3 separate regions of the Homo sapiens genome follow, and all the other regions are linked to region 2. The links are chromatin loops, found by intact Hi-C in ENCODE. Cell type or tissue: gastrocnemius medialis. All regions are shown on one strand. Region 1 has its middle 170 kb from the start of CLVS2. Region 2 has its middle 95 kb from the start of CLVS2. Region 3 overlaps TRDN (triadin).

Region 1 (2,500 bases), 76 kb after region 2:
CATACACAAATTAATTAACATGATACATTGTATCAACAGAGTGAAGGTTAAAAACCATATGATCATTTCAATTGATGCTGAAAAAGAATATGGTGAAATTCAACATCCATTCATGAAGAAAACCCTCAAAAACTGGGTATAGAAGGAACATACCTCGACATAATAAAAGTCACATATGACAGACCCACAGCTAGTATCATACTTAATGGGGAAAAACAGAAAGTCTTTACTCTAAGATTTGTAACATGACAGGGATGCCCACTGTCACTATGTTATTCAATATAGAACTGGAAGTACTAGCTAGAGCAATTAGACAAGACAAAGATATATAGGACATCCAAATTGAAAGGAAGGAGTCAAATTATTCTTATTTGCTGATAATATGATCTTATATTTTGAAAAACCTAGACTCTGCAAGGAAACTATTAGAACTGATAAACAAATTTGGTAAAATTTCAGGATACAAAAATTAACTTACAAAATCAGTAGAGTTTCTATATGCCAACAGTGAACAATGTGAAAAAGAAATTTTAAAAGTAATCCCATTCACAATAGCCATACATAAAATTAGATACCTAGAAATTAACTTATCCAAAGTGAAAGATCTCTATAATGAAAACTATAAAATGCTGATAAAGGAAATTGAAGAGAACATCAAAAAATGGAAAAATACTCCATGTTCATGGATTGGAAGAATCAATATAGTTGAAGTGTTCATACTAAAGCAATTTACAGATTCAATGCAATCCCTATCAAAATACCAATGACATTCTTCACAGAAATAGAAAAAACAATTCTAAATTTCTAAAATTTATATGGAACCACAAAAAAAACCCACAATAGCCAAAGCTATCCTAAGCAGAAAGAACAATACCAGAGGAATCATGTTACCTGATTTCAAATTATACCAAACAGCCCGGTATTGGCATAAAAACAGACACATGAACCAATTTAACAGAATACAGAACCCAGACACAAATCCATACGCCTGTTGTGAACTCATTTTTGACAAAGGTGTCAAGAACATATACTGAGGAAAAGACAGTCTCTTCAATAAATGATGCTGGGAAAACTGGATAACCAAATGCAAAAGAATAAAACTAGACCCCTATCTCTTGCCATATTAAAAAATAAAATCAAAATGGATTAAAGACTTAAATTTGAGACCTAAAACTATGAAACGACCACAAGAAAACATTGAAGAAAATCTCCAGCACATTGATCTGGACAAAGATTTTTTGAGTAATACCCCACAAGCACAGGCAACAAAAGCAAATATGGACAAATGGGATCACATCAAGTTAAAAAGCTTCTGCACAGCAAAGTGCAGAAAAAAACCCAGAGAATAGAAGAAAAATATTTGCAAACTACCCCTTTGACAAAGGATTAATAGTTAGAATACGTAAGGAGCTCAAACAACTCTATAGAAAAAAAATCAAATAACTTGATCAAACCATGGGCAAATGATTTGAACAGCCATTTCTCAAAAGAAGACTTATGAATGGCAAACAGGCAACTGAAATGATGCCCTACCTCACTGATCATTAGTGAAATGAAAATCAAAACTACAATCAGATATCATCTCATCCCATTTAAAATGGCTTATATCAAAAAAAAAAAAAACAGGTAATAACAAATACTGACAAGGATGTGGAGAAAAGGCAACCCTTGTATACTGTTGGTGGGAATGTAAATTAATACAATAACTATGAAGAATAGTTTGGAGTTTCTCAACAACCTAAAAATTGAGCTACCATATGATCCAGCAATCCCACTGCTGGATATGTAACCAAAAGAAAGGAAATCAGTATATCGAAGAGATATCTGCACTCCTATGTTTGTTGCAGCACTGTTTACAATAGCTAAGATTTGGAAGCAATCTATGTGTCCATCAGCAGACGAAGGGATAAATAAAATGTGCTGCACATACAAAATGGAGTACTACACATCTATAAAAATGAATGAGATTCTGTCATTTGCAGAATGGATGGAACTGGAGATCATTATGTTAAGTGAAATAAGCCAGGCACAGAAAGACATGCATCACATGTTCTCATTTATTTATGGGATCTAAAAATCAAAACGATTGAACTCATGGACATAGAGAACAAAAGGATGGTCGCCAGAGGCTTGGAAGGGTAGTGTGCGGTTAGGGAGGAGGTGGGGGTAGTTAATGGTACAAAATACAGAAAGAATAAATAAGATCTACTCTTTGATAGCACAATAGGGTGACCCTAGTCAATAATAATTTAAGTGTATATTTTTAAATAACTTAAATAATGTAAACGGATTGTTTGTAACTCAAAGGGCAAATGCTTGAGGGGATAGATATCCCATTGTCCAAGATGTGCTTATTTTTCATTGTGTAATTGTATCCAGATATCTCATGTACCCCATAAATATATACACCTACTATGTACACACAGTTTTTAAAAAATACGCCAAAATGTCTTAGAAAAAAATTATGGTGGAAGAACATATTTATTAACCATTTCTGGTT
Region 2 (2,500 bases):
AAAAAACAAACAAACAAATAAACAGAAACAAACAGCACAACCAGGTCTTAAATGGGCTTTGGGTTCCATTTTAATGATATGTTAGTCTTTGAGTGTGTTTTTTTTTTTTTTTTTTTTTTTTAGATAGACTTTCACCCTGTCACCCAGGCTGGAGTGCAGTGGCGCAATCTCAGCTCACTGCAAGTTCCGCCTCCCGGGTTCAGTTCACACCATTCTCCTACCTCAGCCTCCCGAGTAGCTGGGACTACAGGCACCCGCCACCACGCCTGGCTTATTTTTTTTGTGTTTTTAATAGAGACAGGGTTTCACTGTGTTAGCCAGGATGGTCTCGATCTCCTGACTTGTGATCCATCCACCTCGGCCTCCCAAAGTGCTGGGATTACAGGCGTGAGCCACCGTGCCCGGCCTAGTTTTTGAGTTTTAAAAAATAATGTTACTGTTACCCATTACTGCTTCTTCTCAGACATGAGAAAATTTTTTCTTTATTCCTTTTGGATAAATGGATTGTTTCAAACAGAAAGAGAAGATTTGAGATAAAGGGGCCTGCTGAAGACAGTTAAACTTAAGGGAATGACTAAACAAGAAGAATGAATGAAGATAGTGACAGCTAAAAGAACATTGGATTACTATGGAAATAAGACATTTAATATAACACTCATAATGATATCTACCAGTTTTTGAGCCCTTATATTACACTTGGGTCTATGCTCTGCCTTTTATATATTTTATTCAATTTAATCTTTAAAACCACCCTATAGAGTGGATACTAAGATTAGCCAAAATTCTCAGATGAGAAAACTGCCATTTAGTGACATCAATTAATCTGCTCAAGGACAGTGCCAGGATCTGAATCCAATTCTTTCTGATTGATAAACCTAGGACTTTGTCTTAGTCCATTTGGAATGCCATAACAAAATACAACAGATGGGGTGTCTTATAAACAACAGCAATTTATTTCTCACAGTTCTGGAGGTTGAGAATTCCAAAATCAAGGCACCAGCATATTCAGTCACTGATGATGGCAAGCTTTCTCATAGACAGCTCCTCTCACTCTAACTTTACATGGCAATCCATAGAGGAGTCTCTCTAAGGCCTCTTCTATAAAGGCCCTAATCCCATTCATGAGTTCTCTGCCCACATGACTTAATAACCTCCCAAAGACCCCAGTTTCTAATACCATCATCTTAGGGGTGAGGATTTGAACATACAAATTTTGAGGACACATAAACATTCAGATCACAGCAGCATCTTTAACCACTGCAACATACTGCTCCACAAAAGACAGATATTTCTTTTAAGAAATTACAGAAGTCAACGTGAAGCATTATAATTGAAATCTCTTGTATATTATCAGGAGTCAGAAGACAGCAAAGCTGAAGTCTGACTCTGCTTTGCCCTGCGTAGTTTCAGGACACCTTGTACTTCAACTCATGTTTGCTCATGACTCAGTGTGGCTGACATCTCCATGACACACAAATTAGACCAGAGAAGCAAGACTCTCCCTGAGCTGGAGCTGGCCCTCAAGGTAGTGTATACCAATCAGATATATCCTTGGAGGACTCCATAATCAGATTTGGGAGGTCTGGAAGGAGCCCAGACTTTCTATTCAGCAGGAGTGGGCTGAGATTCAGCTGTAAATAGAAGAGAAAGGCTGCCATAGCAGTGGAAAATAACTATGTAGCCCTGGCTTGTCCATTTCACATAAATGCCACAATGATTCATCTTTGAGTTGATAAACATGTTTTCCTAAGTGAAAGTCAGACAGACAGGATGTGATTCCCAGCTAGAAGGGCTTCATTACTAAAGTATTATAGAGAGAAGCTGCTGAGCCTATGCCTTTGCCATGCTGGAAATGGATTTTTGCTAGGGGCACAGTTTTTCATTTCAGTGAAATGCAGATAAGGGGAAATTCTGGCAGTTTATTGTAGTGAGTCTTTAGTCTTACTTTCCTTTTAGTTCTCATAGTGACACAGGTCTGGTGTCATATTCAGGGCTCACATTAAGAATATGAGCAATGCTCACTGACTTCATTGACATAGTCGCCAATGTATTCCCAAACCTGAGGGGGAAAAAAACACCACAGACTCAGGATTTGAAATATAGATGGCACTGTTAGACTCAGGATCTATGTTTAGAAAGAAATTAGGCACATAGCCACCAGATAGATGCAAGGAAAATACCACACCTCAGTTATTAAGGCATCAGGTTTTCTTACAGGCTCTTGTTTACAAGTACAACCCAAGTTCACCACCATCACCCCACACTACCCCATACTTTCAAAAATCACTTTATAATTCCCAGGGGAGAATTATAAATCAATGTTGATTGATTGCTCTGTAGTATATGTAAACAAATAAAACCAATGGGCATGGGGAGCCCAATTCACTGCTTCTCTTGTGACAAGATTAATTTCAAGTCAATCCAGCACTGAACAAACATATATTGGGCATGTAATATTTGGTGGTCTCCATCTGGTTGCTGGGATAGGAGTATGAATAAG
Region 3 (2,500 bases), 210 kb after region 2:
GTAAAAACAGTGCTGGCACAAGGCTTCCAAGCAATTCCATCTACTGACCTGGAGAATGGAAGTGTCCTGCTTCTGGCCCCTTACAGCAGGTATCTAGAGATTTTTACTCCTCCAGTGCTAGGCAGGGCCTACTCCCATAAACTCAGCAAGAAGCAGTTACAGAAAATGAATCTTACCCTTCTGCAGTCCGTTAAGATTAAGGAGGAGTATCTAATCTTTGAGGGGGCAGGAAATGAGGAAGGAGGCAGGACTTGACTCCAGAGGCAGAGTTCAGACAGTGGACCAGATTGAGGACTAGCTAAAACAGGGCCAGGGCAAAAGCAGCTTTCAATCAGACATGCCCACCAGTGTGCCATGTCAATTAACCCTTGCCATGACAACACCCAGGAGTTACTGCCCCCTTCCATGTGACTCAGTGATGACTACTCCTCCCCTAGAAATGTCTGCATAGACTGCTCCTTAATATGCATGCAATTAAAAGTGGGTATAAATATGACTACAAAACTGTCCTGAGATGCTACTCTTTGCCTATGGACTAGCGCTGCTCTGCAGGAGCAGTCACAGAGCTTAACATCCCCAGAGCTGTAATGCTGCCTCTTCAATAAGGCTATTTTTATGTACCTTTGGCTTGCCCTTGAATTCTTTCCTAGGCAAAGCCAAGAACACTTGCAGGCTAAGCTTCACTTTGGGGCTCACCTGCCCTGCATCTATAATGTATTATATATTTTAAAATTGCCAAAAGAAAATATTTTTTATATTCTTATTACAAAACAATGAAAAATTGGTGAGGTGATAGGTATCTTAATTAAGTTGATTGACTCTTTCTACAATGCATCCATAAATCAGAACATCACATTGTACCTCATATATATACACAATTATTATTTATCAATTAACGTGGTAGCTCATGCCTGTAATCCCAGCACTTTGGAAGACCGAGGCAGGTGGATCACTCGAGACCAGGAGTTTGAGACCGACCTGGCCAACACAGCGAAACCCCATCTATACTAAAAATACAAAAAGTTAGCCAAGTGTAGTGGCATATGCCTATAATCCCAGCTACTCAGGAGACTGAAACACGAGAATCGCTTGAACCCAGGAGGTGGAGGTTACAGTGAAATGAGATGGCGCCACTGCATTCCAGCCTGGGTGATGGAGTAAGACTGTGTCTCAAACAGAAAAAAAAAAAAGATGAATGAATGGCAAATTAAAACTTTTAAAATTTTATTAATTTAAATCTCAAGAGTAAATTGCTTAATGGGGAAATGCAGTTCAGATAAAAATCAACCTGAAATGTTGCAGCATTATTTTCTCCTGGGTTTACTGCTCTTTAAGACATCTATTTACTCAACTCGTGATAGATTTTCTGCTTTAATCTATCAGAGCATGTTTAACTTTAAGGGCGTATTAACAAATCTTGTTTTTAAGACCAGTGATTCTGATGCAGATATATCTATGCCTACCACTACTTAGAACAGAGCAGAGGTTGACTTTGCTGTAGATATACATCTTAGCCAGAAAGAACCATCCGACAGGCATTTTACCATTTAAATTGACTTGAAGATTAATATCTAAACTTTCTACCACATATATTCAATAAGAAGACCATTAGGGGGATGCAAGAAAATATCATAAGGACTTTAATGGGATGCTTCAATCAGTTTAGAAATGTTACTACATTTTACTTGAAGCCATTATGATTCGGAGACATGTTTTCTGAGATTCATGAAACTTTTAATTATCAAGATTAAAATGGAAATATAAATGTTAAATATATAAAATATAATATAAGACTCTAAGAGAAAATGCCTTCTGAGCTGTGTATGAATTAGAGTTCACAAACGTTCTTTTTTCTTCCTTACTTATAGAGGTATTCTCATATAAGGCAGTCTCATTTATCAAATGTGCTGTAAAAAGTTACTTGAATAAAATAATATAGTTTTATGTATATAATTTTGGAAATATGTTCTTAGGGATTTCATAGATAATGATGTGTGTTAATATTATTTACACAATGCTGAACATCAGGGAAAGAAATGGTAAATGCTTTGAAAATTTCCCTTTAGTCTTTTAAAGGCCATTTGGTAAACAAGAATTGTCTCTGACAATTAGAACAAATTTCTGGAAAAAATTTTGCTTCATGTCAGGATAGATAGAAAAGTGACCTGATAGATAAGAAGTAGAAATATTATTTATGGTGTTTTTTATTTTTAAAAGCAGCAATAATGGGCAAGATAAGAGAGTGTTTGGAAAGTCCTTTAAACAAGATTATCTGTAACAGGGTCTGTGGTTGATATGCCTTTTTCATCCTAGTTGGTATGCATTGGCTATATATTATGCTAAGTTTTCGAGGCACCCATTATTTTTAAAGTTTTTTTTGAGGCTGCACTACAATAATTTCTATGAAATATTTTTAGTTGTTATTCAAGCATCTTACTGTTGACCATTCTGTTCTCACTTTTCATCTCAGACAGTTATCTGATATTTTGCCTCAAATGAG

What was found. Peaks named below come from ENCODE experiments on the same cell type or tissue, not always from the same donor. Only the 100,000 strongest peaks of a DNase experiment are listed, where the experiment ranks them.
Region 1: a loop joins it to region 2, with 2.9 times the contacts of the local background. A loop is called at or near these places in 1 of 110 quality-filtered maps.
Region 3: a loop joins it to region 2, with 7 times the contacts of the local background. A loop is called at or near these places in 1 of 110 quality-filtered maps.

What each region holds. Positions count from the first base shown.
Region 1 is chr6:123,166,029-123,168,528 of GRCh38, forward strand. No RefSeq gene overlaps it. Among named protein-coding and RNA genes, the nearest start is that of CLVS2, 170 kb to the left of the region's middle. In gastrocnemius medialis, no CTCF peak of the experiment used is centred here; no DNase peak of the experiment used is centred here; H3K27ac peaks cover 737 bases.
Region 2 is chr6:123,089,714-123,092,213 of GRCh38, forward strand. No RefSeq gene overlaps it. Among named protein-coding and RNA genes, the nearest start is that of CLVS2, 95 kb to the left of the region's middle. In gastrocnemius medialis, no CTCF peak of the experiment used is centred here; a DNase peak (open chromatin) is centred at 1,448; H3K4me3 peaks cover 348 bases; H3K27ac peaks cover 2,072 bases.
Region 3 is chr6:123,294,793-123,297,292 of GRCh38, forward strand. All of the region lies in intron 24 of TRDN (triadin), which reads right to left. Among named protein-coding and RNA genes, the nearest start is that of TRDN-AS1, 140 kb to the right of the region's middle. In gastrocnemius medialis, no CTCF peak of the experiment used is centred here; a DNase peak (open chromatin) is centred at 1,073; H3K27ac peaks cover 300 bases.